Regions from separate parts of the Mus musculus genome. Here all the other regions are linked to region 4. The links are chromatin loops, found by intact Hi-C in ENCODE. Cell type or tissue: left cerebral cortex. All regions are shown on one strand. Region 1 overlaps Pex11g (peroxisomal biogenesis factor 11 gamma). Region 2 holds the start of Pnpla6 (patatin-like phospholipase domain containing 6). Region 3 overlaps Arhgef18 (rho/rac guanine nucleotide exchange factor (GEF) 18). Region 4 holds the start of Trappc5 (trafficking protein particle complex 5). Region 5 holds the start of Xab2 (XPA binding protein 2).

Evidence for each region. Hi-C counts contacts between places; a loop is a spot of excess contacts. Peaks named below come from ENCODE experiments on the same cell type or tissue, not always from the same donor. Only the 100,000 strongest peaks of a DNase experiment are listed, where the experiment ranks them.
Region 1: a loop joins it to region 4, with 4 times the contacts of the local background. A loop is called at or near these places in 16 of 42 quality-filtered maps.
Region 2: it touches region 4 in a loop (6-fold over the local background); 3 of 42 quality-filtered maps call a loop at or near these places.
Region 3: a loop joins it to region 4, with 3 times the contacts of the local background. A loop is called at or near these places in 14 of 42 quality-filtered maps.
Region 5: it touches region 4 in a loop (4-fold over the local background); 31 of 42 quality-filtered maps call a loop at or near these places.

Annotation. Positions count from the first base shown.
Region 1 is chr8:3,462,289-3,467,288 of GRCm38, reverse strand. Pex11g (peroxisomal biogenesis factor 11 gamma) reads left to right here. Exons shown (of 5, transcript NM_026951.3): 2 at 1,318-1,506; 3 at 3,189-3,367. It also overlaps a transcript of Tex45 not described here. Among named protein-coding and RNA genes, the nearest start is that of Pex11g, 2.9 kb to the left of the region's middle. In left cerebral cortex, CTCF peaks have their summits at 1,712 and 2,791 (motif pointing left); no DNase peak of the experiment used is centred here; H3K4me3 peaks cover 61 bases.
Region 2 is chr8:3,512,847-3,517,846 of GRCm38, reverse strand. Mcoln1 (mucolipin 1) reads right to left here. Exons shown (of 14, transcript NM_053177.1): 12 at 4,982-5,000; 13 at 2,934-3,064; 14 at 2,615-2,833. The coding sequence ends at 2,797. Pnpla6 (patatin-like phospholipase domain containing 6) reads right to left here and starts at 2,436. Exons shown (of 35, transcript NM_001122818.3): 1 at 2,291-2,436; 2 at 1,279-1,337; 3 at 1,098-1,166; 4 at 683-770; 5 at 440-522; 6 at 192-289. The coding sequence starts at 1,302. In left cerebral cortex, CTCF peaks have their summits at 783 and 2,517; DNase peaks (open chromatin) are centred at 266, 1,028, 1,965, 2,483 and 1 more place; H3K4me3 peaks cover 3,014 bases; H3K27ac peaks cover 3,149 bases.
Region 3 is chr8:3,356,286-3,361,285 of GRCm38, reverse strand. The region is part of intron 1 of Arhgef18 (rho/rac guanine nucleotide exchange factor (GEF) 18); the gene reads right to left. Among named protein-coding and RNA genes, the nearest start is that of Gm30369, 3.1 kb to the right of the region's middle. In left cerebral cortex, a CTCF peak has its summit at 3,026 (motif pointing left); a DNase peak (open chromatin) is centred at 3,030.
Region 4 is chr8:3,674,479-3,679,478 of GRCm38, reverse strand. It overlaps Trappc5 (trafficking protein particle complex 5), which reads right to left and starts at 3,002. Exons shown (of 2, transcript NM_025701.4): 1 at 2,876-3,002; 2 at 1-464. The coding sequence starts at 455. Gm45231 (a long non-coding RNA gene) reads left to right here and starts at 3,080. Exons shown (of 2, transcript XR_870093.2): 1 at 3,080-3,252; 2 at 4,873-5,000. In left cerebral cortex, a CTCF peak has its summit at 3,091 (motif pointing right); DNase peaks (open chromatin) are centred at 2,263, 2,546 and 3,068; H3K4me3 peaks cover 1,900 bases; H3K27ac peaks cover 1,420 bases.
Region 5 is chr8:3,619,286-3,624,285 of GRCm38, reverse strand. Xab2 (XPA binding protein 2) reads left to right here and starts at 2,990. Exons shown (of 19, transcript NM_026156.2): 1 at 2,990-3,058. The coding sequence starts at 3,008. Pet100 (PET100 homolog) reads right to left here and starts at 2,735. Exons shown (of 4, transcript NM_001195244.1): 1 at 2,675-2,735; 2 at 1,858-1,944; 3 at 1,661-1,693; 4 at 51-1,062. The coding sequence starts at 2,701. The coding sequence ends at 979. It overlaps Pcp2 (Purkinje cell protein 2 (L7)), which reads left to right. Exons shown (of 4, transcript NM_001129804.2): 4 at 728-917. The coding sequence ends at 847. In left cerebral cortex, no CTCF peak of the experiment used is centred here; a DNase peak (open chromatin) is centred at 2,869; H3K4me3 peaks cover 1,825 bases; H3K27ac peaks cover 719 bases.

The DNA of each region.
Region 1 (5,000 bases), 210 kb after region 4:
CATAGACGAAACCTTTAGGTCCTTCCTCAGCACCGCACAAACCAGATATATTGGCACAAGCCAGTGATCTCGGCACTTCTAATGGAAAGATCAGGAGTTCAAGGCCAGCCTGGGCTACAGGATACCCTGTCTCAAAACAAAAGAAACAAAGATACAAGGGCGGTGAGCCTGCTAAATTTCCGTGTTCTAAGTGTCTTACTGAATGGCCCCTCTCTAAAGTCTTCCAAGCAAATGGCTATTTTGCCACCTAGACTGCTTTTTCAGTCCTGCTAAAGGCAGAGCTAGGCGGAAGAGCCTTATGCCCCTGCCTGTGGGCAAAGGAGAGCCCAGGAGGTGGGAAATAGTTTTGTTTTCTGTCATTTCAACCATTGGTGAGCAAGCTAGCACTCTAATGGGACTCCCCATGGCAACTCTTCCCCCCCTCCCCTTCCCCTCTCCTCTCTTCCCCTCTTCTTTCTTTGTTGAAACAGGACCTTGTTATGAAGTTCTGGTTGCCTATAACTTACCTTGTAGTCCAGGCTGACCCTGAACTTTCTTGTCCTTATGCCTCAGCTCCCCAAATACTGGCTGGGATGACAGGTGTGCCTCACCACACCCGGCTATGTGGCACTTTTTGGATTTTGATGTCAAGCTCTCCTCTTAACTTCTGCCTTGCCTGGGATGTTGGCTCAATTGGTAGAGTGCTTGTGCATTGTGCACGATTTGGTCTCAGTCTCAAGTACACCAGATGCTTGTACACCTCTCATTCCAGAGTTTGGGAGGTGGAAACAGGAGGATCAGGAATTCTAATCATGACCACGGTGTCTGGTTAGCCTGGGCTACGGAGACCCCGTCTCAAATTAACAAATTAGAATAATGTTACATCTTTTAAAAAAGGAAGAGAGAACGAAAGAAGCTTTCAGTTTTAGCCAGATTAAGTGCCCCATGCTTGTTATTACAGCCTTGCGGATGCTGAGGCAGGGGCATGGCAGTGACTTGCTGGGCTATGCAGTGAGTGAGGTGAACGTGAGACCCAGCCTCAGCAACCAAAAGAAAGAAACAAAAGATAAAAACCTTTCAGATTGGGTTGGCAGTTTGATGACTCTTAGAACTTTCTGGGTTTTTTTGAGACAGGATCTCAGTAGCCCAGGCTGGCCTTAAACTTGGAGGTGATCCTCCTGCCTCTGTTTCTCAAGTACTGACAAGTATAGGCCTGATCCACCGTGCCCAGCAACTCTTTCCAGTTTCCATCCTAAAGTGTCCATGGCTGGGTGTGTGGTAGGGGATTGCAGCTCAGCCATGATTGGAACCATGGTAACCGATTCTGGTCTCCCACAGATCCGGACACTGGGGTATTGCTGCCAGCTGATCGGTGGGGTCCTAGTGGAACAATGCCCCAACAGGTCCGAAGTGGGAAGGCGCTTGCTGGTGGTGTCAGCCCAGTTCAATCATTGCAGGACTGTCTTGAGACTCTTTGATGACCTGGCCATGTTTGTCTACACTAAGCAGTATGGCCTGGGAACAAAGGTAATGGTTAATGGGGCTGTAGGGAGAGGGAAATTGAACTTCCCAAGGATCAAGAGCAGTGGCTTCCATGGATGTTTTAAGGGCTTGCTCCAAAGTGCTTCCTACTGGGTGATCTTACTATTTGTTATGGTAGTATTGGCCACAGAACTGGAGCCTTGCACATTTTACTTAAGCACTTTACTGTTAAGCTACATATACTGCCCCTCAGTGGAGGATTCTAGGCAGGGGCTCTGCTGCTGAGCCATACTCCCAAACTCACCAGGCAGGTAAACTGATCATCTGAGTTTAGATGGACAGAGAACACTCCCCCCCCCCCCCCACACACACACTTCGAAAGTCCCCACATCAGGGGTGGTGGCCTACACTTGTAATCCTAGCACTTGAGAAATAGAGGCAAGTGGATCTGAGGTTTAAGATCTGGGTTAGGGAGATAGTTCAGTCGGTGAAATAATTGTGTAATCCTGAGAACCTGAGTGTGATTCCCAAAACCCATGTAAAATAAGCTGGGGGTGGAGGCCCACATTTGTAATCCCATTTTGGAGAGGCACAGATGGGAAGATCCTTGGGGGAATCCCATTTGCCCAGGCCGCCTGGCCTATTTAGTGAGCTTCAGGACTGAGAGAGAGACAGTCTCAGAAACAAACAAACAGGACAGACTGTGCACATGGCTCAGTGGATAGAGTGCTTGATGCACAAGTATGAGGACCTGAGTTCGAATCTCAGGCCCACATACATCTTGTTAAGGTAATGCCTCTGACAGTAGCATTTCTACAGGGAGGTGACATGTGCAGACAGGAGAGTCCCCAGAAGCATGAAGGACAGCTAGCTTGGTGAGAGGAGTCGGGAGAAAGACTGTCCCCATCAAAATAGAATGCAAGGACTGATGGCAGTGAGCTTGTCTTCCAACCGCCACACACATGCTGTGGACACACACACCTATACTCTCACACCCTCCCTATGTTGACACCCCTCCACTAGGGGAATCACAACTGTCTATAACTCCATCTCTAGAGAACATCACACCGTTTTCTGGTCTTCAAAAGCACTTGCACTAATGTGCATATAACACACACACACACACACACACACACACACACACACACACACACACACACACACCCTAGAAGTCAATCGCATATAGAGTGATTTTGAGACCAGCTTCAGATATATGAGACCCTTTCTTTAAAACAAAATTTGTGGAGCCAGACAGATGGCTCAGCGATTAAGAGCACCTGTTGCTCACAGCTGCTCACAAATGCCTCTACCTCCAGCTTCCAGGGTTCTCATGCCCTCTTCTGGCCCTGGAGGTTACTGCGTACATATGGGCGTGTTTATATGTGTGCTACAGGCACAAAGAAGTAAGTAAAAATTAAGTAACAGCAACAACAAACTTTGGTGTCTAGCCCTGTCCTCCTGCAATGTTTGTGACTTAGGGTTTTGACAGCTCTTGAGGAGATTCCGTTGCTTAAGTTGAGGGCCAGTGAGCTGTCCAGTGAGCATGAGGAGAGGAAGCCAGGCCTAGCTCTTTTCTTGCACAGCTGTTAGCAGTAGGCTGTACTGCCCAGGCACCAGAACACAGACTGTGGTCATGGGGGAGGCTTGTGGGGTCAGAATGGGACCATCCTAGATGGGTAGTGGGGAGGTCTGACTTGCAGGCCTGTCCCCACCCCTTGATTTTATAGGAGGAGGACATCTTCATCCGATGGCTGTCTGTCCTGAGTAATGTGACTGACCAACTGTACTATCCTTGTGAGCATATCGCCTGGGCTGCCGATGCCAAGGTCCTCCGGGTGGACTCTGCTTGGTGGTGGACACTGAACACAGCCCTCTGGACTCTCTCTCTACTTCTTGGAGCTGTCAAGTAAGTGATATCTGCCAGAGGGGCCACCTGAAGTCCCCAATGGCTGTTACCTCAGCAGAGGCCCAAAAGTTGGCCACCCTTCACGTATTAGAATCTCTTTCCTTATATTTATTATTTTTAACTCTGTGTTTGAATGTTTTGTCTGCATGTATGTCTGTGCACCCTGTGTGTGCAGTGCCCCATGAGAAGCCAGAAGAGGATGTCATATCCCTGGAACTGGAGTTACAGTTGTGAGCTGCTGTGTGGGTGCTGGGAACCAAAATCAGGTACTCTGCAAGAGCAGCCAGTGCTCTCAGCTGCTGAGCCATCTCTGCAGCCCCCCCCCCCAATGTTTATCCCTCTGTTTTGTTTCTGGTAAGGTAACTGCTGTAAAAGTTGGCTACAAATGGGATCATCTAAACAACAGGTCATTTAGTTCACAGTACTGGAGGCCAGAAGCTTGAAATTAGCTCCATGGTGTAAAGTCCAGGTGGGGCAAGGCCAGGACCTTCTGCAGGCTCCACAGTGTGTCCATGTGTGTCTTCATCTAGCCAGCCCACATTTCTGCTTGTGCCCCGCTCCTCCTCCAAAGCTGACACCTCAGTGTCTTCGAATGTGTCTCTGCTTCTGATCTCCAGCTTCTTTACTCCTCTCTCTCTGTCATCACTCTCTCTTAATGGATGCATTTATTTTTGAAAGCTTTTAAAGAAAGAATTGATTTCTTATTGTGTTGATGGTTTAGTGCATATGAGTGCGTGTGCCTGTGCCAAAGGAGGATGCTGGCATCTGTGGGGTTGGTTACCCGCAGTGGTGAGCTGCCCAACATAAATGCTGGGAACCCAATCCACCCCTGCAAGAGCAGTACACTTGGTCCTAGCCACCGAGTCCCTCCTTCAGTCCCATTAAACATGAGTTTATAGATTGTGTTTGTGTGTGTATGTGGTGGTGGTGTGTGTGTGTATGTGTGTGTATGTGTGTGTGCCCTCACCTTTTGAGGGCAGGGCAGAGGAGGATGTGGAACTCTTGTTACCTTTCTGTTGAGGGCATGTCTTGGCCTGAACCCAGACTTTGTGTTTTCGGCTAGTTTGGCAGCCAGCAAGCCTCAGTGGCCCTTCTGTCCCCACTCCTCAACCCTCAGCACTTGGATTACTGTACAAGACCATGCCCAGCCTGCCATTGTGCATTGGGGTCAGAACTAAAGTCCCAATTGCTGTAAGCAATGGTCTTAACCATGGGGCCATCTCCCTGGCTCCCCATCACTTTTCTTACCCCTGCATGCATGTGAGGGCATACATGAGCATGTGGAGGCCAGAGGTCAACCTGAGATGGCATTCCTCAGTCATTGTCCTCTAAGTTTAATTTTTTTTATTATTTGATTAAAATGTCTTTTAAACATTTGCATGTGAGGCATGTGGGGCATGTGGCATGTGGCATGTGGGGCATGTGGGGCATGTGTGTACCGTAGTGGACAAGTGGGGTTCAGAGGACAGCTTACTGGAGTTGAGCCATCTTGCTGGCCTTCCACCTCTATCTATCTATCTATCTATCTATCTATGTATTTATTTATTTATTTATTTATTTTGGTTTTTCGAGACAGGGTTTCTCTGTGTAGCCCTGGCTGTCCTGGAACTCACTCTGTAGACCAGGCTGGCCT
Region 2 (5,000 bases), 160 kb after region 4:
GCCCACACCGGAAGTGTCATGTCTGAGATGGCAGAACCCTGAGATAGCCCCTGCCAACTGAGGGCCTTGAGATGTCCCTCTACTATGGGAATATTTCCCAGACAATCAGTATGTTTCAAGAACTTAGAAATGCAAAAACTCCGGTGTGAGCTGACCCGTCTCATACCCAATACACTCAGAGTCTGCCTTACTTCTTGGCAATGTTAAGCATCTTCAGTTTCTTCTTCATGCGGGGCCGGGAAGTGGTGGAGACTGATGTGTCCACCAGGGAAGAAGTGGACTGTGACACCTGGGAGAATTTAGAATATTGAGTCAATTGGAGGGAGAGGAAGGAGAGCTCTAAGGAGATCTAAGAAGGCAGAGAGGGTCACTAACGTGTAAATAGGAAAGGGCTGGGCTGCTGTGGTCAGCCAGACCAGCAGTAGGTCTTGGAACTCACCTTCCGCATAATCTTCCGGCCATAGAAAAGCACTTTGTCCCGCTTCCGGAACCGATACCGGGGACCCTCCGGGGCTGGAGTTTCTGGGGATTGGGGACGGGGAAGGGGGTGGAGGGAAGATGGTGCTTTGAGCTCCACGCAGGCTTCAACAAATCCCCACCCCAGCCGCTTGGTTTCTCCAGGTTTTGCAGCTTCCCCTCCATCCCTATAGTATTCCCTCAAAGGTTCCCCCCGAATCCTCACTCTGCACCCGCAGCCTTCGCACCACCAAGAGGATGAGCACGGCGGTGACCAGCACCGCCACTCCGGCCCCGATCATCACGCCCAGCACCTGCGGAACGAACGGCACAGGCTGGGCAACGCATATCCGTCTCCCCAAGCCCTCCTCCAGGGTCTTTTGAATCACCTCTGCCCCGGAGGAGGTTGTATTCAGTTCGTGACTCGGTGTCCCCATCTGCAGAATGGGTCAATGCGGTTTCCTTCCCATCCCCCTACGTGGGGGGAGCAACTAAGCCTTCCGAGAGACTAGGTCTCCCGCTATGCATGCCGGGAAACGTAGTTTCACCTGCACATGCCTGGTTCTCGGAGAGAGAATCGCGTGGTGCACGGCAAGACCGCCGGGAGTTGTAGTCCGGTACAAAAATTCCCCAACTCTTACCATTCCGGTTTGCAGTGGGGCCTCCATCGATTGTTTCGGACTAGGTAGCAGGTCTTGTAGCCTGCAGTCCTGGAAATCGAGGAGCAAAAGGGACCAGAACAAGATGTCAATCAAGCCTACCCAGCAGCGCCTACAGGCTCCTTACCCCTAGCTCGTCTCACAAGCCACGCCCCCTAGATACCTTTGGCTGGAGTGACTCCTCCATTCGCCGGGGTTGGGGTGAGAGCGTCTAGAGGGGTACTGCTAGACAGAAGGATAGGGGCAAGTTGATTTCCCCGCCCAGATCAAGGGATGAGACCAGCCCCCAGCTCTTTGTCCTACTTCACTTATGCATAAGGCGGACCAGACTCCGTAACGTTTTCATCTGCACCCTGTGGCCAAAAGGGTAGCCGTCCTGGCACCCACAGTCAGCAGCTCGCTGGCAGGTGCCCTTAAGCCATGATCTCTTCTGGCAGTGGTTCCTTCCTTAGCCTGGCCTTCCGTATGTCTGACTACTCTTGATTAACCAACCCTTAGGCGAGACCCCTTCCTACACCCTGTAAAGACGCGATGTCTCACTCCAGAAGAAACCAGGACCTGTAAGCCAGGAGGCTGAGGGACAATTGGACTTTGGGCTCCTGACCCAAGCCTGGGCCCATCAAGGAAGCTGGGGCGTGCACTGGAAGCACTGCTGTGCAATCTATTGAAAAGGGGGCTCTAGGGCCATCGGAGTAAGATGAGCTCCCAAAGTGTTATAGGCTCGGGCTTGGAGATTTAACTGTCACGTAAAAGGAAAGTTACCGGGTCTCGCGGTGCGGAGCATCCCTGGGATTAGTGAAATGATGCAGGATGTGTAACCAGGGACGCCGGAATTGGGGGAGGGTAGGAGGAACGACGCACTGGAAAGTTACTGAGATCCGGAGATACACATAACTACTTAGGAGTCTAGGAGCTTCCAGGAAGATACCGGGGAAGGTAGGAACGCTACCGGGACTCTCCTGGGACGCTGGAGATCTTTCTGATGCCTTTAGACTATTATTAATGGGAATTTAGAAGGATCGCAGGGCCCTGAGATGTTACCTGGAAAATTGTTAGATTGACTACTTCCATTCCGTACTCCAGGTCGCATCTGACTACCGATGCGGAAACACCGGGACAAGGAACTTAGGAATGGGGGTGGGGTGGTATTGGAGCATCAAAAAGTCGGGACCTACCCGGAATCAGGACAAATCGATCCGGGGCAAAGCTGAAGCTCTCTAACAGTCCTCGAAGGGACACCTTTGCTCGGTCGATGGAAACTCGTACCATTCAGGAGCTGCAACCAGGTCCACCCAGCTTCGGCCAACACCCCTAGTTTTCTGCCCGCTGCCTCAGACGCGGCACCTTTAAATTATTCCGCTGCAGGACACGCCCCATCCCCGCCTCCCGCCATGCTTGGAAGGTCGCACTGCGCCAGCCATGCCTAGTGTGGCGGCCTCTTAAAGGAGCTGACGATTTATGAAAGGGCTGCCTCACCTGTTACAAATTAGACCACCGCATTTACATTCCCTTTTATTTAACAGCCGCCCTACATGCCCTCCCTTTCCCCTGTGTCCGATTCGATCAGCCCAAGCCCTCACAAGGCCTGTCAGACGCAGATCTTTTAAAGCAAATTCTAAAAATAAATAAGCTGGGGTCCCAGCAGTACATGGGGATAAAGTCTAGTGGCAATCATCTTGGATCAGTTCACCAGCAGCGAATGGTCCTCCGGGGAGTCCCTGGAAGAGAGAAATGGAAAAAAGAGGCACCCAGTCTCTCTGGCACACACTTCTTCCCCCAGCCTCTAATCAATCCACAACCCAGATCTGGGGCTCCAACCTTCCACAGCAGCAGAAAAGGCTACAAGCTGAGCCACTGCCACGACGGAACTTGCCAGATGTGGGGCTATCCTGGCACTGCTCGATGTAGGCCTGGAGCTCACTCTTCTCTGTGCCAGTACCTCCTGGGTGCTGGAAAGAGACGATTCCCCGAACTCAGCATGAAAGATGGTCCTGACCTCTAGTGCTCTTTAGGTCCGGCCAACTGGACATCCTGCTGTTGCTCTGATGTGACCACTCTGGGTCTCATTTCTGGACCTTTGCTTTGTGGCTTGCTTCACTGTAGAAATCTTCCCTATCCCCGGATGTGGCCGCAGGTCTCAGGCTCATTGGTTCAGTGCCTTCTGCTGCGGGCCAGAAGCCTAGACTGGTATTTAGTAACCCAGCATCTCAGCTGGAACAGTGTAAAAGAGTTAGTGGGCATAAGGCCTGAACTCCTGCATCCACGGGTCCTGCGTGATATCCAAGTGTTGCAGCGAGACTCAGTGTGGCTGCTTAGGGCCTGGGTGACAGTAATGTACCTGTGGTAGAGCTTCTATCCATGTGGGAAAGAGTGCACACATCCACTGCCAGTGCCTCAGAATGAGGCAGAGTCCCCGAACATTCTCCCTGTGACTTCCTGGCACCACTGCTATTTCTCCAGGTCCTTTCTGCCTCCCAGTCTTTGGATGTTCCTTTCTACAAGTATGCTCTTCCTCGGGCTCCCATCTCCTCAATCTAGAATTCTCAAGAGATGAAGGGAATGTCCCAAGCAGCCACCTAGCTGCACTGACTTTTGGATAGTTATGTATATTTGCCTTGTGTGTGTGTGCATGTGTATGTGTGTGGTGTCTTATAGGGTACAAAGAAGAAGTAGCATTCCTGCAGGCTGTAGTTTCCTAGATGAGAGCACAGAGGACTGTGGGGTAGCAGGGAGGCAGAATTTACCCAGCAAACATCTTGTAAGGAGTCTGGGGGGCTGGGTATCAAGGAGAATCAAGTGGTCATTGTCTATCTAGTGATAGTGAGGAATATGAATGGTCTGTGTATGGACAGCAAGTAGCAATAGGTATAGAGGAAACATGGAGGGTTGTACAGGGGGACCCTGTTGTCCCTGCTGTAGTTGGGTATTAGGGTGGTCTTGAAAAAGCCCCTAAGCTGAATGTGTGTCTCAGCTGGTAGAGTGACTGCATAGTATGCAGGAAGTCCTGATTGCTACCCCCAGGACCACATACAATGGAGGTGATAGTATGCATCTATCTATAAGCCCAGCTCTCAGGTGGTGGACACTGGGCAGACGTTCAAGCTCACTCTCAAAGGAAAGATCTTAACAGACATGTGAGAAGGTTCAGAGGGGAAATAAAAGTTTTGCCATCAAACCTGATGACTCCACATGGTGGACGAAGAGAGCTGATTTCCACAAGTCGTCTCTAATTTCCAAACACACTGTGCTGTGCACAACCTCCTCTCACCCCTAAATAAGTAAATGGTTTTTAATAAAAGATGGTATGAGAGAGGGAGGAAGCCAGTGAGATGGTGTGGCAGGTAAAGGCACTTGCTGCAAAGCTGGTAACTTGTGTTCAGATCTATGATCCATACAGTGAAGGAGGAGAACCAATTCCTGTGGTTTGTCCTCTGATACATGTAACATGCATGCACACGCACACACACACACACACACACACACAGAGGGGGGGCACATACACACACACACACACACACACAGAGAGAGAGAGAGAGAGAGAGAGAGAGAAAATACTGGCACATTTTTGTACCCATGAGGGACCATGGGAGCCCGTCCCTTCCTGCCCATCCAACTGAATCCAGTTATGGTACATCCTAGGCTACTCTTCCAGGATGACTCAAACAACCCCAACTACTCCAAACCCAGTTCCTGGCCACTCTTCCTTTGGACTTTATATAGCTTCTGAGTCTTACCTGTTCCAACTATTGTGAAGCCAGGACAACTTTGTGAAGCCAGGCGACTCTTGGAACTCAGGGCTGAAAATGTTCAGGGGAGGGGAAGGGGAAGCCAGGACTCCCAGGGAGGAGATGGTAGAGATGGCTGACCTTGATGGTGTCATAGGCG
Region 3 (5,000 bases), 320 kb after region 4:
CTAGGGACCCATGCTCAGTTACCAAGCTCCCGAAGGGAGCTCACCAGCTGGTGATGTGGTGGATTTTCCTACTGTAAATTTCTCACAGAGCCTTGGGGAAACGTTTTCTCTGAGAAAAAAAAAGGAGCCCCAATGTTCATTAAGGTCCTTGGTGCTCTGGGAAAAATTGGCAGTTATAGTCTCTGAGGTTGACTTGGGCAAAGCCTGTCAATCAGCTAAGAAAAAAAACAAACAAACAAACAAACAAACAAAAAAACCAAGCAAAAACAAACCTCCCGTGCGGACGATTAGCCAGTGCTTTAGGGGTGTCTGACTGGGTGGCGGTCCACTGCTTGCCTCCTTACCTCGCTTAAATGCCCATCTCTTCAGCCACAGCTTGGAGAGAGCCGGCCAGGAGTGGTTGAGCACCGAGTCAGCCATGGGTACCTCATGCATGTGAGGAGGGTGCAGATCGGCCCCAGGGAGCAGAAGCTTAGACTGGGGATCCCTGCCAGCAAGGGGGGGGGGGAGGGCGGAGACTGCCTTCAAGGCCTGCCAGAGACATCAGCTTACGGGAGCCTGGGTTGGAGGAGGAGAGCTAGACATTGTAACAGTGGAGAGGGGCAGATCCTGGGGCTACAGGCAAAGCAGGGCTCAGCGCCTCCAGGTCTCCTTCAGTCCAGACCCAGGGGGCCACTCACTCTGGCCCAACAAGACACTCCTGAGAGACAACAAGCCCACCCTGCATCTGAGGGGAGCTTGGTTATGTCTGTCAGTCTGCCTCTCTGTGTATTTCTGTGCTCATTGTGTGTTTGACAGGGCAATTATCTATTTACATAGAAAATGTGAAAATTCTCTATTACACACACACACATACACATGATTTTGTGACTGTATGACTCTGGTATATGGTGTACATGTGTGCTTGAATATGCACTTGAAGGTCAGAGTCAATCTTAGTCACTCCTGAGGATCAATGTCCATACTATTTTTGAGACAATATCTTTCATTAGCCTGGAGCTCTCCCATTAGGCTATGCTGTCTGGCTAGTGTTCCCTAGTGGTCTGTCTGCCTGTCTCTGACTGTCCAGAGCTGGGGTTTTAAGTACACACCACAGTGCTCAGCTGTTTTTGCATGGGTCCTGGGACCCAAACTTACGTCCTCAAACTTGCAAAGCCAGCGTGTTACCTGCTAAGGCACCTCTCTAGCTCTTGTTTTTCTTTTAATGTCAATTTTTTTGAAACCAAAAAAAAAATAAAATCACTTTGTTCTGACTAACTCAAATAAAAAGATCACACAACTGGTTTAGGGAAGCCACTCACACCAACACCCACCCTGTGCCTCACTTGGTGCATCTCCGTGAATTCTGTGCTGTCAGAGTAGCCTCTCGTTGAAGCTGTGAGGATTCGCTATCACTTCCAATTACATCTCCATGCACGTATACACCATACACACAACACCAAAAGCATAGCAGAGCTGAAACTAGGAAAACCTGTTAGCTTTTGTACCGGCTAGTTGTGTGTCAACTTGACACAGCTGGAGTTATCACAGAGAAAGGAGCTTCAGTTGAGGAGATGCCTCTATGAGATCCAGCTGCAAGGCATTTTCTCAATTAGTGATCAGGGGGAAAGGCCCCTTGTGGGTGGGATCATCTCTGGGCTGGTAGTCTTGGGTTCTATAAGAGAGCAGGCTGAGCAAGCCAGGGGAAGCAAGCCAGTAAGGAACATCCCTCCATGGCCTCTGCATCAGCTCCTGCTTCCTGACCTGCTTGAGTTCCAGTCCTGACTTCTTTGGTGATGAACAGCAGTATGGAAGTGTAAGCTGAATAAACCCTTTCCTCCCCAAGTGCTTCTTGGTCATGATGTTTGTGCAGGAATAGAAACCCTGACTAAGACAGCTTTATATCCTCTCTCCTGCCTCATGCCCTTTCTCATCATCTAATCTCACCCTTAGCTCCATCAAGGTTAGGCTGTGTCTACACTTACAGCTGCTTACACTGTGTAGTATACTTGTGTGCATTGTAGGATAGAGTCTACATATGAGGGAGAATATAGATTTTCTTTTAGAAGGGATCTTGAGTAACCCAGACTGACCTGGAATTCACCGTGTAGTTGAGGATGGCTCTTAACATCTAACCTTTGTCCTTTAACCTCTTGGGTGCTGAGATGACACATATGTACCTCCATGCCTGGTATATGTGGTGCTGAGAACAGAACCTGTGGCTTCCTTCATGCTAGGCAACTGACTTTTTTGAGACAAGGCCTCAAGTACTCCAGGCTGGTCAATATTATTATAGAGCAGAGGACAACCCAGAATTCCTGGTCCTCTTGACTCCTGCCTCTGTCTCCTCATGACTGGGATGACAGGTGTTGAGTTCCAACTTGTGCAGGTGGACCCACATCTGAGCATCAAGGTGTAGTTAGGTGTGGCTGTAGACAGTGTGACTCTCAGTATTCAGGAGGTGGAGGCAGGAACATCAGAAGTTCAAGGCTAAAATGGACTGAAAACTTCATGTAGCTGTGAAGAATGAAATTATGTCATTCATAGAAGAGTGGATGGAACTGAAGATCACCAAGAGTGAGGTATAGCAGAGTTGGGAATAGAAATGTTGCATGTTTTCTTTCACATGCATAATCTAGAGTATATATATATATTTATATGTATGAGAGAGGCTATACAAAGTTTGAGGCCAATCTGGGCTACATGAAACTGTCAGAGAGAGAGAGAGGGAGAGGGAGAGGGAGAGGGGGAGGGGGAGAGAGAGAGAGAGAGAGGGACTAGTATAGTATGGTATGAGGGAGAAAGAAGTCAAAGCTAGGGAAAGGAGGAAGTCAAGAGAATAATGATATATTTGAATATATATATATATATATATATATATATATGCAGAAATGAAAACTATTTGAAGGGAGGGGAGTCAAGCAAGAGAAGCGGATAGGTTGGGAGGGCATGGGAATGTAAAATAATAACAAATATTAGGTGGTTTTGAAAGCCGTGTATGTGCAGGTACATGGCAAACTTACACTTGTCCATGCGGGTGCTGCCCCCTGGTGGTAGAAGCCCCATGCTTGGTTTCCTCTCGAATGGCCCCAAATTCCAGGCTCTGCCTACTTGGTTCAGGACACACTCAGAAGCTCACATTAAGGCAAACTCATCTTACATAGTCCCTCTTCCCTCATAATAAAATATTGAATTGTCTATGAAACTCAGGCAATACTGTACTGAAAGCAAATTCCAGAATAGTGGTGTGAGGCACATGATCTCCAACCACCGTAACTGTAAACCTGGGACTATCTATGATCCTGTCTCCCTGCACCCGACCATTGACCCACTCCCATCCCGCCTCTGCCCCCACCAAGCCAGAGACGATCCTGAATCCTCCCCCCTCAGAACCCAAATAGTCCCCAAAGTCTCTTTCTGGTCTTCTCTCTGTGCGTCCTACATGTTTTGACTTTGGCTGACTGCTATCTTCCCCTGGGAAGGAAACAAGAGGGAACAGAGGGGAGGGGAGGAAGAGGAAAGGAAGGAAGAGCAAGGGAAGGAAGAGAAACAGAAGAGAGGAAAGGAACAAGGAGAGAAGGGGCACCCTTGAGAACCCAAAGGCTCTCTGCAAGGGACCAGAATGTGGTCCAGCATCTCATGTTCGATGGTTCAGCTTAGTTGTTTATCAAATAGCCAACAGGTTAAAAGAACCTTATAAGACAAATAACTACCATAAATGAGGTTTCAACATAGGCTCATAAGTCTGCTTCCAGTTGTGTTTGTTACATGAGTCAGCTGGAGCAGGTGACTTCAACCCTTCTTCTTAAAAAAAACCCATTCCTTCCCTTTGTGGCTCTTTCTTTGCAGTTCAATAAATACAGAGCAAAGCACTTAGTCATGGACACACAGACACTGGGATAGATTTACAAGGCAACATACAGTCTAGCACCTATTCAGACTCAGACAGTGGACAGTAAGGAGATGATAGAAGATAAGGAGAAAGAAGTAGAGAATTCAAATCTAGCCTCTACCTTTCTAAAACTGTTCCAAAGCAGAGTGATTTTAATTCTTTCCCTTAGTTTGGCACTGACTGATTATTGGTGACTCTTGAGTTAATCATTAATGTGTTTTCCTTTACCAACTGAGTATCACTCCAGTCCATGGAGTGCATTTGAATGTCCTAAGTGGTTGCCTGAAACCATGGCAATAGCTGCTGCATACAAACTTTCCCCCAGGCTCACATACCTATGATGAAGTTCAATTAGACATAGTCAGAGATCGACAAGTGTAGCCAGTAATAAACTAGAACAATCAATGCTGAGCATGGAGCTGCATGGCTGTAATCTCAGCATTTGGGAGACCGAGGCAAGAGGATCAGGATGGGTTTGGATTCAGCCTGGTTGAAAAGACTGTTCTAAAAAGACAAAACAAGGGCTGGTAGATGGCTCTAGCCCCCAGACCAGAAGATCTCTGGAACCTACATGGTGGAAGGAAAGAACCGAATCCTAAAAGTTGTTCCTGACTTCTGTATGTGTGTGTGCACATGTGTGTACATGTGTGTACATGTGTGTATGTGTGCATGTATGTGTGTGCATACATGTGTACATGTGTGTATGTGTGTTTGTGTGCATGCATGTGTACATGTGTGTATGGGTACATGCATGTGTGTGTGCGTGCGTGCACATGTGCTATTCTTCCAGAACGTCTGAGTTTGATTCCTAGCATTATTACCAGGTAGGTAGCTTATAAGCAGTGAATCCAGCACCAGAGAATCCAACTCCCTCTTCTGGCTTCCTATGGTGCTTGTACTCATATGCTCCCATCCCCCACAGAAAATCATCCTGAAAATCAGCAACACAGGGCTGGCGACTTGGCTCAGTTAGGAGAAGGTGCATGCCAGCAAGTCTGACGATCTGAGTTTGATTCTTAGGACCAATATGGTGGGAAGGAAAGAACTGATTTCTACAGGTTATTCTCTGCTCTCTACACACATGCACACATGTGCACACCACACATACATATAAAGAAATGTAATAGAA
Region 4 (5,000 bases):
GTGAGCACAGCCTCCACGATGCCCGCTGTGAAGCTGGCACAGTTCAGTGTGCTGTTCTCCTTGGGCACGGAGATGTAGGTGTTAATGAGCGGCTCCCTCTCGATGATGTAGAAAGTGCGGGCGTCATCATTGGCCTGCTCCAGCTTGTCCGCCTCCTTGCCGAACAGTGCCTTCCACACCGCACCCTTGACGAAGAGCAATGCGCCCAGCACCTTAGTCTCACGCCGGGCACCCTTCTCACGGGCCACCAGGGCATCTAGGACTCGGGCGCCCACCTGTCGGCCCAGGGCAGCCAAGCGTGCTTGAAGCTCGGCCACAGAGAAAACGCGGCTCTGACAGTGCTGCACCAGCTCGGAGAAGAGAAGGGCAAAGGCGCTCAGGCTCACCTCGGTGCGGGGCCGCACCAGTGCGCGCTCTAGCAGCGCCGACTTCCCGCGTGTGAAACGCGCCTCCATGATGCAGTCCTGCAGGGAGACCAGAAGTCAGGGCAATGGGTGGATGAGGCCTGGCACCACGGAGAACCAGGATACCTATACAACCCATCTGGACTAGCGCTGAGAACTTTAGTGCCAAACAGACCAGAAGGGAAGCGGACATTAAACTGCTGGTAAAACACACCCCATAACATTTAGCAAGCAAAGCACAAATACTAGAGTGAGAGCTTTATAATCTTGCCTGTCAAAGGGGAAACGAAGAGGACTAGAGAAGAGGGCTCGGCAGGTCAAAGCACATACTGTTCTTGCAAAGCACGTTAAGTCAGTTCCCAGCACCCACTCCACATGGCTCACAACCACTTGTAACTCCAGTTCCAGGAAGAATCAATGCCTCTGGTCCCTGCCCTGCACCACACGCACAAACCCATACTCAGACACACATGCATATAAATAAAAACAATTAAAATTAAAAAGAAATCTTTCAAGGGAAATAAAAGGGAGTGATAGAAACTACCCCAAAGTTGGAGACTCAAGAGATTTCTTATTCATGAAAAGCACTTGCGGGTAAGGCTCAGTCGGTACAGTGCACTCCGAGCATACATCAGTAATCCCCGAACTCAGGAGGTGAAGGCAGAGGCAAGAGGATCTGGAGTCTGAGGTCATCCTCTGCTACATAGGGAATTTGAGACCAACCTAGGCTACATGAGACCCTTTCTTACTGAAAGGAAAAAAAAAAAAAAAAAAAAAGCTGGAGCGAAAGAAGATCATTTGTTGCTCTTATAGAGAGACCGAGTTTGAATTCCAGCACCCACATGGTGACTCACAACAACCTGTAACTAGATCTAGTAGATCCTCTAACCACTTAGGGCACCAGGCACACACACATTACACATACATATATGCAGGCTGAACACACATACACATAAAATCAAGCTCAAACAAATAAGAAGTCTTCCCAAAGAACTATCAGTGGAACTGGCAAGATGGCTCAGAAGGTAAAGACACTTGCCTGATAAGCCCCATTTGATCCCAGAACCCACAGAGTACAAGGAGAGAACTCACTCTCAAAAGTTGCCCTTTACCCCCATGCACACTCACAAATACACACATGTGCACACAAACATGCAATGAATAAATTTTTTAAATGTAAATAAATAAATCTAAAAAAAATTTTAATGTAATTTTTAAGAAGCTGGCATGTGGCAGGGGAATGGTTAAAACTTAAGGTGCCACACATGATGAATGCACACCTTTAATCCCAGCACTCAGGAAGCAGAGGCATCTCTGTGAGACTGAGGACAGCCAGAGCTGTTACACAGAGAAACTGTCTCAAAAAAATTTAATTAGTCAATCAATCAATCAAAAAGGTGGAATACAGAGAGGCCACAAAACTGGAGGAGCACACCTGCAGCCCCAGCACTCCAGAGACTGAGGCAGTAAGATGGCAGAAAGTGGCCAGCCCGGGTGAGTTCCAGGACTGCCTAGAGCACAGTGAGACCCTGTGCAATGGTTCGTCTTCACGACCTAGATTTAGAATCACCATGAAAACACGTCTCTGGATTTCCAGAGGGAAGACCCAGTATGAATACAGGCATCACCACCCTAAGGTAAAAAGAAGGAAGTGATCTTGGCGCCAGCATTCGACTGTGGATGCAATGCCAGCGGCCTCATGCTCCTGAAACCATGTGTCAATAGCCGAATAAACAGACCTTTCCTTCTTCTGGTTGCTTTTGTCGGGTATATATGACCACAACAAGAAGGAGAAAAGCACTAATACACTCTGTCTTTAAAGCGGGGGCGGGACATTGGTGAATGGAGAGGGGACAAAGGACAGTCAATTATGTTTTCCCTAGCCGGCATGTGCTCCAGCTCTGACTACCCTAGAGACCTTCCTGCCCAACCCCTCCAGGAAAGCTAGAAAAGTATGTGACAGTAAGGGACACCGGTGAGCCAAGGCCAAGCCAGGAGGGGGTGCAAAAAATTCCCAACCCTGTAACATGAGGTTGGGGAGCGGCGGAAGTGTCTATTTGTCATGAAGGAAGCCGTTTCCACGGTGACCCTTAACTCTAAAAGAGATCCCGTCGGAACTCATACTCCCACAAAGTCTCTAGAAAACTGCACGGATGATGGGGACACTAGTGGAGGAGGCAGGAGGAAGCGGTGAGAGCCTCTGGGCCTCCCGTGCCGGCAGCCGGGAGTCACAACAGTGAATGGAGACCACCAGGTGAAGCCTTCATGGCTTCTGGAGAATGGATTGGAGCCGACAACCCTCCCCTACAAAGCATGTCCCACGGGCCAGGTCTTGGGAGATTAGGATGGACCGTCCGGCTCCCCAGCTGGGGAAAGGAACCGTGCAGAATGCTCGACTGGGCTGCTCTAGGACGCCCGGCCGGGACCGCGGAACCCGCATCACCCCCAGGGGAAACCCAAAGCAGACTGACCCGGGAACGCTGCTCCGGACGCACAGAAAAAAAGACGAGGCCCGAGCGCGCCGGAGAAGGTTCTCGGGCGGGGAAAGGTCTCAACCGGAACTGTGCTGCGGGCGGGTCAGCGGAACTCCTTGATGGCGTCGTAAAAGGCCTGTGAGTGCGCAGGCGTGCGCGGGCTAGCTCGTTTGCGCACGGAGGGCGGGGCAATGCGGTGACCGAGAGGGGCCGCAAGGGGGCGCCCGTGTCCAAGCCCCGCGGCGCAGAACGCTGGTGGGCACTGGGCTATGAGATCTTGCTATAAAAGCTGGCTTTTGAGCAAGAGTGTAGTATGCAAAGTATTCTATCCCAGGAGCACGTGCATGCCCTCGGGCACGTATCTTCTTAAGTATGTAAGTACGTGAACTGTAGACGTGATGTATTTACACGCAATTTCCCCTGACACGTGATTTTTTTTTTACCAGTGGGTGAAGGAGAACGCTTGATCTGGGGGTGTTTTTCCATCTTTCACAGATGGTGTAGCTGCAGTGTTTTAGAAGTAGTAGTAGTTTTACCTGCGGAGGCGTCTGACCATCCTTATCCTCCCTTTGTGTGTCAGTGTGTCTCATGTGCCCAACACTCCTGTGTGCAGAGACCAGAGGTTGACACTGAGTCTATCTCTATTGCTCTGGAACTTATTTTAAGACAGGGTCTAACTACTGGACCTGGGGTAACCATTTCTGCTAGCTGTCAAGCATCTCAGAAAATCCTTCTGTCTGCCCCACAAACACCTCACTGGCTGGCAGTTCTGGGGTTACAGGTGTGACCAACACACCCAGCAATTTTTTTTTTTTAATGTAGGTACTCAGGATCAAACTCAGATCTTTACAATTGTACTTTATCTATTAAGACACCTCCCCAGCCCCTTAATTTTTTGTGCTGTATATTGGTTGGTTGGTGGTTGTTTGAAACAGTCTTGCTATGTAGACCAAGATGACAACAAAATTAAGGTGATATATGTGCCCAGAGCTTCCCGTGTTTAGCTGATCTTTTTAAGAGGAAACACAAGCGGCAGAAAGAATGTAGGTCATTTTCTCCTGGAGTCTATTCATATCTCCAACCTGCATAAGTCAGGTGCAGGTTTAATTATGTCTTTTACAATGCTGCAGATGAAACCCAGGGCCTCACAATGGCTAGGCAAGTGCTTTACAGATGAACCATGCCACTGCCCCATATGCTTAATTTAAAAATTCATAGCATTGACTGAGACAGATGCAGATACTTACACCCAACCATTGGACTGAAGTCGGGGACCCCTATGTTTGAATTAGGGGAAGGATTGAAGAAGCTGAAGGGGAGAGCATGACCCCACAGGAAGACATTCTTACTCTCTCTGACTCTCTTCCCTCCCTGACCCCTTTCTCCCTCTCTCCTCATCCCCCTCCCCCTCTCTCCACAGGTTCCTGGCTGGCCTCTCCTCTTCTCTCCGCCTCTCTCTCTCTCTCTCTCTCTCTCTCTCTCTCTCTCTCTCTCTCCTCCCTTCCCAATCAGTCAGGGAGCCTGCGTGGGTCAGACATAGATCCTCTGACTACATATTATGTTTTGTAGCTTGATCTTCCTGTAGGATTCCTAACAGTGGGAGCAGGGGCTATCTCTGACTCTTTAGCATGCTTTTGGGACTCTTTTTCTCCTATTGAGTTGCCTTGTCCAGGCTAAATATAAGAGGATGTACCTAGTCTCATTGCAACTTGATTGGCTGAGATCCCTGGGAGGCCTGCCCTTTTCTGAAGGAGTGGATCTGGGGGAGAGGGATGGTGAAAGGGAGGGAGCTGGAGGAGAGGAGGGAGGCGGGGCTGCTATCAGGGCGTGATATCTGAGAGAAGAATTAAAAGAACTATGAGAAGAAATGAAAACAATGTGGGGCTTTCTAGCTAAAGAATTCAAAATTTTAAAAATAAACGAATAAATACCAGCATTCAATAGGCAGAGGCAAGTGGCTCTCTATGAGTTTAAGGACAACCTGGTCTCCACAGGGAGGTCCACACCAGCCATGTCTACATAATGAGATCCTGTCTCAGAAAAGAAAAGGAGAAGAAAGAGGAGGGGGCTATGTGCCTGTGGAGGCCAGAAGACAACCTTGAATGTTCAGACCAGGCTGACA
Region 5 (5,000 bases), 55 kb after region 4:
CCTGGAAGGCATATGAATGCATACCCCTATAAATCAATGAAGAGTAGGGCTTCTGTTTGGGAGTGTTTTGCTTTATTGTTTTTGAGACAGGGTTTCATGTAGCTCTGGCTGGCATGTTCTCCTACATGTGCATCCTGGGTTCTGGGATAACAGGTGTGAGTCACCATGAGTGATGTATGTGGGTAGGGATAGAACCCAGGGCTTTGATGCAGTCTCTATCAACTGAGCTCCAGCCCCAGCCCTATGTCTGTGTACATTAGCATACATGTTTAGAGCTCCGGGCACACGTGTGCACACGCAGGTGGAGGCCAGAAGTCAATCTCCTGCCCTGGGAGCTTTCAGTGCCCTGGAACTCCAGGTAGATCAGGCTCTCTAGCTAGGAAGCCCTTGGGATCCTCCTGACTCTTAAGCACTGAGATTACAAGTGCATAAACCCACACCTGGCTTAAACTCAGGTCTTCAAATGAGCATAGCAAGGATTTCAATGACTGAGCTATCTTCTCAACTCAACTGTTTGTTTGTTTGTTTTAGTATTTAGCTTTGAACTCAAAATAATCCTCCTGCCTGTTTCTTGAGTACTGGGATTACAGGTATACACTAACAGGCCAATGTCTGACCAAATACCACCACCCTAATTAGCAGACGAAAAAAAAACATTGTTTGGAGGCACTTCTGACTTGCACTTTCCTTGGTCCCCTCCCTCCGTCTGACCCTTCTTCATCCCCAGGATGGAATGCAGAAACGACCTGGGACCCTCAGCCCTCAACCCCTGCTCACCCCTCAGGATCCTGCTGCACTCAGCTTCCGCAGGAACAGCAGCCCCCAGCCCCAGACACAAGCTCCTTGAGAGTTCTAGCCATCCTGGGCCTCCCACTGGCCCCTGAAAACAATAAAACACTTGGCACTAGCAACAAAGAGTTGAGTGTGTGTTATTTTCTGTGGTGGGGAAGGGAGCTGGGACTTGAGGAACTGAAGGTCTCAGGAGCTCTGCTGGGCAGCTTGAAGAAGTCTCTCTTCTTTCTGCTTCCGGATCTTCTGCTTAAATTCTTCTAGCTCCTGGCGCTGGAATGGGGAAAGGGGTGTGATGGGAAGGAAGGAAGAGTACAGGCCTCACAGCCTGGACTCACTCACACTATCCTCCCTTTGGCTTCAGAGTTCAGTATCCACACTGGGAGCCCCATGCCAATCACAATCACTGTACAAGTGAGTTCAGCTTCATCCCTCGGGGAAAAGGTAATATGTGACACCATTTGTGCCCTCCCCTCTTTTTAAGATGGGGTCTCATATACTACAGGCTAGCCTTGAGCTCACCAGGCGGCAGAGAATAGCCAGAATTCTCAATCCTCTTGCATCCATCTCCTGAGTGCTGGAATGCTGGAATTACAGCTTCCTCTCCTGTCTCCCTCTCTCTATCCCCATGCAGCCCAGGCTAGCTTCAATCTGATACTCCTCCTACTCCTCCTTCCAAGTGTCCGTAGGTATACACCATCACAAACAACAAGAAACCTTTATGGAGACAAGGTCTCTAGCCCAGGCTAGTCTGGAATTCCTACTCAGTCTGCTGCTTCCACTTTCCTACCTATGGCTGAGGGTGAAATCTTTATTCCAAGCCCAACTAGGTAAGAGTGACTCAGCTCCTTGGGGAAAACAGGTTACTGACCTGACCCTCCTTCTCTCTTGGCCACAGCTCCCTCTGTGGAACAAAGTCACAGGTGAGAACACAAGGCAGGAGAATCCAGAGCCCCACATCCACAACAGGGTTGACTCATGAGAGGCAGACAATGGATCTCAATAGCAAGTTGGTGCTTCATACCCTCCCTTCCGCAGGAATTATCCATCAAGCACTTTGATACCCACCTTACGCTGGACAACATAGTCCTCAAACCACTCAGCCTGATTGGAGATCCAGAACATAACCACGGGGAAAGTGAGGTAGAGGGACATCTGTAAAAGCAGAGGTGGGTGGAGCACAGGGAGATTGCAGGGAAGCCCAAAGGACAGGTCCGGAGCTCAGCCTCAGGGGCTCCCCGGGAACCCCAGAAATCCTACCCGGAGAACAGAAACCTGGCACCTTAAAGCCTGGTTTTCATGATCAAGCAGATTTTACTCGTAGTAGTTCTGTCCACGACTCCCTTCCACCACCACCACACACAAACACACACACACACACACACACACACACACACACACACAGGCACACGTGCACGAAGGATGTAGAAGAGAGGGAAAGGAAGAGAGAGACTAACAGTCCAAGGGTTCCTACTACAAACACATATCCTTGAGATGTTATTAACTCCCAATCTGATACCCACCCGTAGCATCTCATATAGAGGGCCCTCTTTTTTTTTTTTTTTTTTTTCCAAATATATTCTCCTACTTCTAGAAATCCTATCTGAGACCCATCATGAGCTCTGGGCTCTCCTTCTGGAAACCCCACTCTGGATCTGAAGCCTCCCTTCCTTGAACCACCCTCTTCAGCTCTCCCATCTCTGAGACGCTTCCCTCCATTCTAAGCCCCCACATCTAGTGCTCCTTCTGCTGGGGTGCCAGTACAAGTCTCAGACACTTTCTCTGTGGAACGCCTCCCTGCCTTGCGCTTCTCTCACTTCCAAGATCTATTTTCATTTTCTGAAAGACCCCGGGTCCAGACGTCCAACGCCTAGAACTCACTGACCCGAAACACCTCCAGCTTCACCCCCATCTCGCTCTTCGGTTTTACGAAGCCACTTCCGCCCAAAGTCGACTGTCCAGTAATGCAAAACCTCATTGGTGCTGCCCAAGGGCCAATACGGAAGCGGAGTGGTCAGGAACCCGGGTCTGTGACGTCATCTTCCGGCGCCCCTTTGCTTCCGGTCACTTCCTTAACCACTCAAAATTTAACAGAGCAAGCGGTGCTGTCAAAGTGCGGTGCAGCCAATAGAAAACGGGTCTGTCTCGAAGAGGGCGGGCCTTCTGTGCGTGACGCCACTAGAGCGCGACTCTCGTCTGTACCTGGAGAGCCAGGAAGATGGTGGTGATGGCGCGAGTTCCGCGTTCCGAGCGGCCGGACCTTGTTTTTGTAAGTCTGCAGCGAGGTGGAGGGTGATTCGCTAGGGAAGATCCAAAGCTGGATACCTTACAGGATCGGAGTCTGGCTCTCGGGGGGGGAGGGCGGGGGGGGACTAGACCCCAGTCCATGGGGCGACATGTCAAAACACTGATCAGACCGGGAATAAAGAACCGTACGTACCCTCATGGCTCGAGTGAGGAGCTGCTGTTGAGGTTAAGAGGCCAGGAGGGGAATGAGAGTGAATCGACGTGGATTTTGATAGGCATAGTGACCGGCTAGTGTTCTGGATTCTGGATAACGGCTTGATGCACTCATGGAGATCACCGGTATCTGCCACCTGAGAAGAGGCTGGGGAAAATAATAAGTTAAAAACTTTAAAACTTTGGGTTGGGTGTGGTGGTGAATGCCCTTGATCCCAGAACTTGGGAGACAGAGGCAGGTGGATCTCTGTGAGTTTGCGGCCAGTGTGGTCTATATAGTGAATTCCAGGACAGCTAGAACAAATAGTGAGACCCCTGTCTCAAGAGCAACAAAACAAAACTTTAAAATGTTATTATACAGGCCAGGTATGAAGATAGGTGCGGTGGTGATAGTGTAAGCGTGAAGGATCAAAAGCCTGATGTCCGGGAGGAAGTGTGTGGTGCCTGGATACAACCAGCTGTCCATGACAGCGGCCAGGCCTCTGGCCCTAGTGCTGTGAGACGCTAGGGATTATGGGAAGGGCATAAGAGAAAATAATGGATGGTGAAGATATCCAAAACTCCTTGTATATATGTATGAAATTGTCAAAGACTTCTTAAGAGTGTGAGGATTGGGGCCAGGGAGTGAGATTTACTGAACAAAGCTGATATCTGGGCAGAGTCTCCTTAACAACTAAGAGATCTGTGTGGGCAGTTGAGTGCTGAGAGCCAGAGGTCTAAACTAACACTCTATCTAGCACAGTAGTTTGAAACCTTCCTAATGTGTGATCCTTCAATACAGTTCCTCATGTTGTGTAACTGCCAACAATAAAATCGTTTTCATTGCTACTTCATAATTGTACTTTTGCTACTGTTATGAATCATAATGTAAATATCTGTGTTTTCTGGTGTTTTTAGGCAGCCCATGTGAAAGGGATTTTTTTGGTCCTCAAAGGCATAGTGGCCGTAGATTGAGAACCACTGCTTTAGCTAATATCTGGTGATCCAGCTTCAATAGAGGAAGAAATCATGTCTGGGACCTTGTTGTGTTGTGTCCGTTTGCTTGTTAAAGATGTATTTTTAAAATTATGTTTATGTGGATGTCTTTGTGTGGGTATGTGCATGTGAGTCAGGTGTCCACACAGGCCCTAGTCTAGAGTTATAGGTAATTATGAGCTGCCTGGAATGAGTGCAGTCCTTTGCAAGAGCAGTACATACTCTTCACTGTTGAGCCATGTCTCCAGCCCTGTTTGTTTTTAACTATAGCGTGTATTGTAAGTGCATGGGCTGTGTGTGTATGAATGCGCATTGACCAGAAATAGACATGAGCTGACTTTCCGTTGCTCTCCATCTGACTTTTGAGACAAAGTCTTCTCACTGAACTTGAAGCTCACTGGCGGGCTAAATGGCTGGCCAGTGAGCCCTAGGGATCTAGGGACCTGTTTGTGTTTGCCCAGCACTGGGGTGTATAGATACATAACGCGATGCCTGGCATTGCCCAGCATTGGGGTTTTTAGATACATACTGCCATGCCTGGCATTTACGTGAGTGTTGGAGATCTGAACTCAGGCAATCATGCTTGTGCGTACCAACTGAGCCATCTTTCTACTTCTTTTTGTTTATTTGTTTGTTTGTTTTTAATTTTAACATGTGTAAGAGGCAAGTCATGTGCCTGCCACTGTGTGCATGTGGAAGGTAGAGGACAACGTAAGGAGTTGATTCCTTCCTACCATGGGACTCAGTCTCAGTGGCAGGTGACTCTACCCACTGGG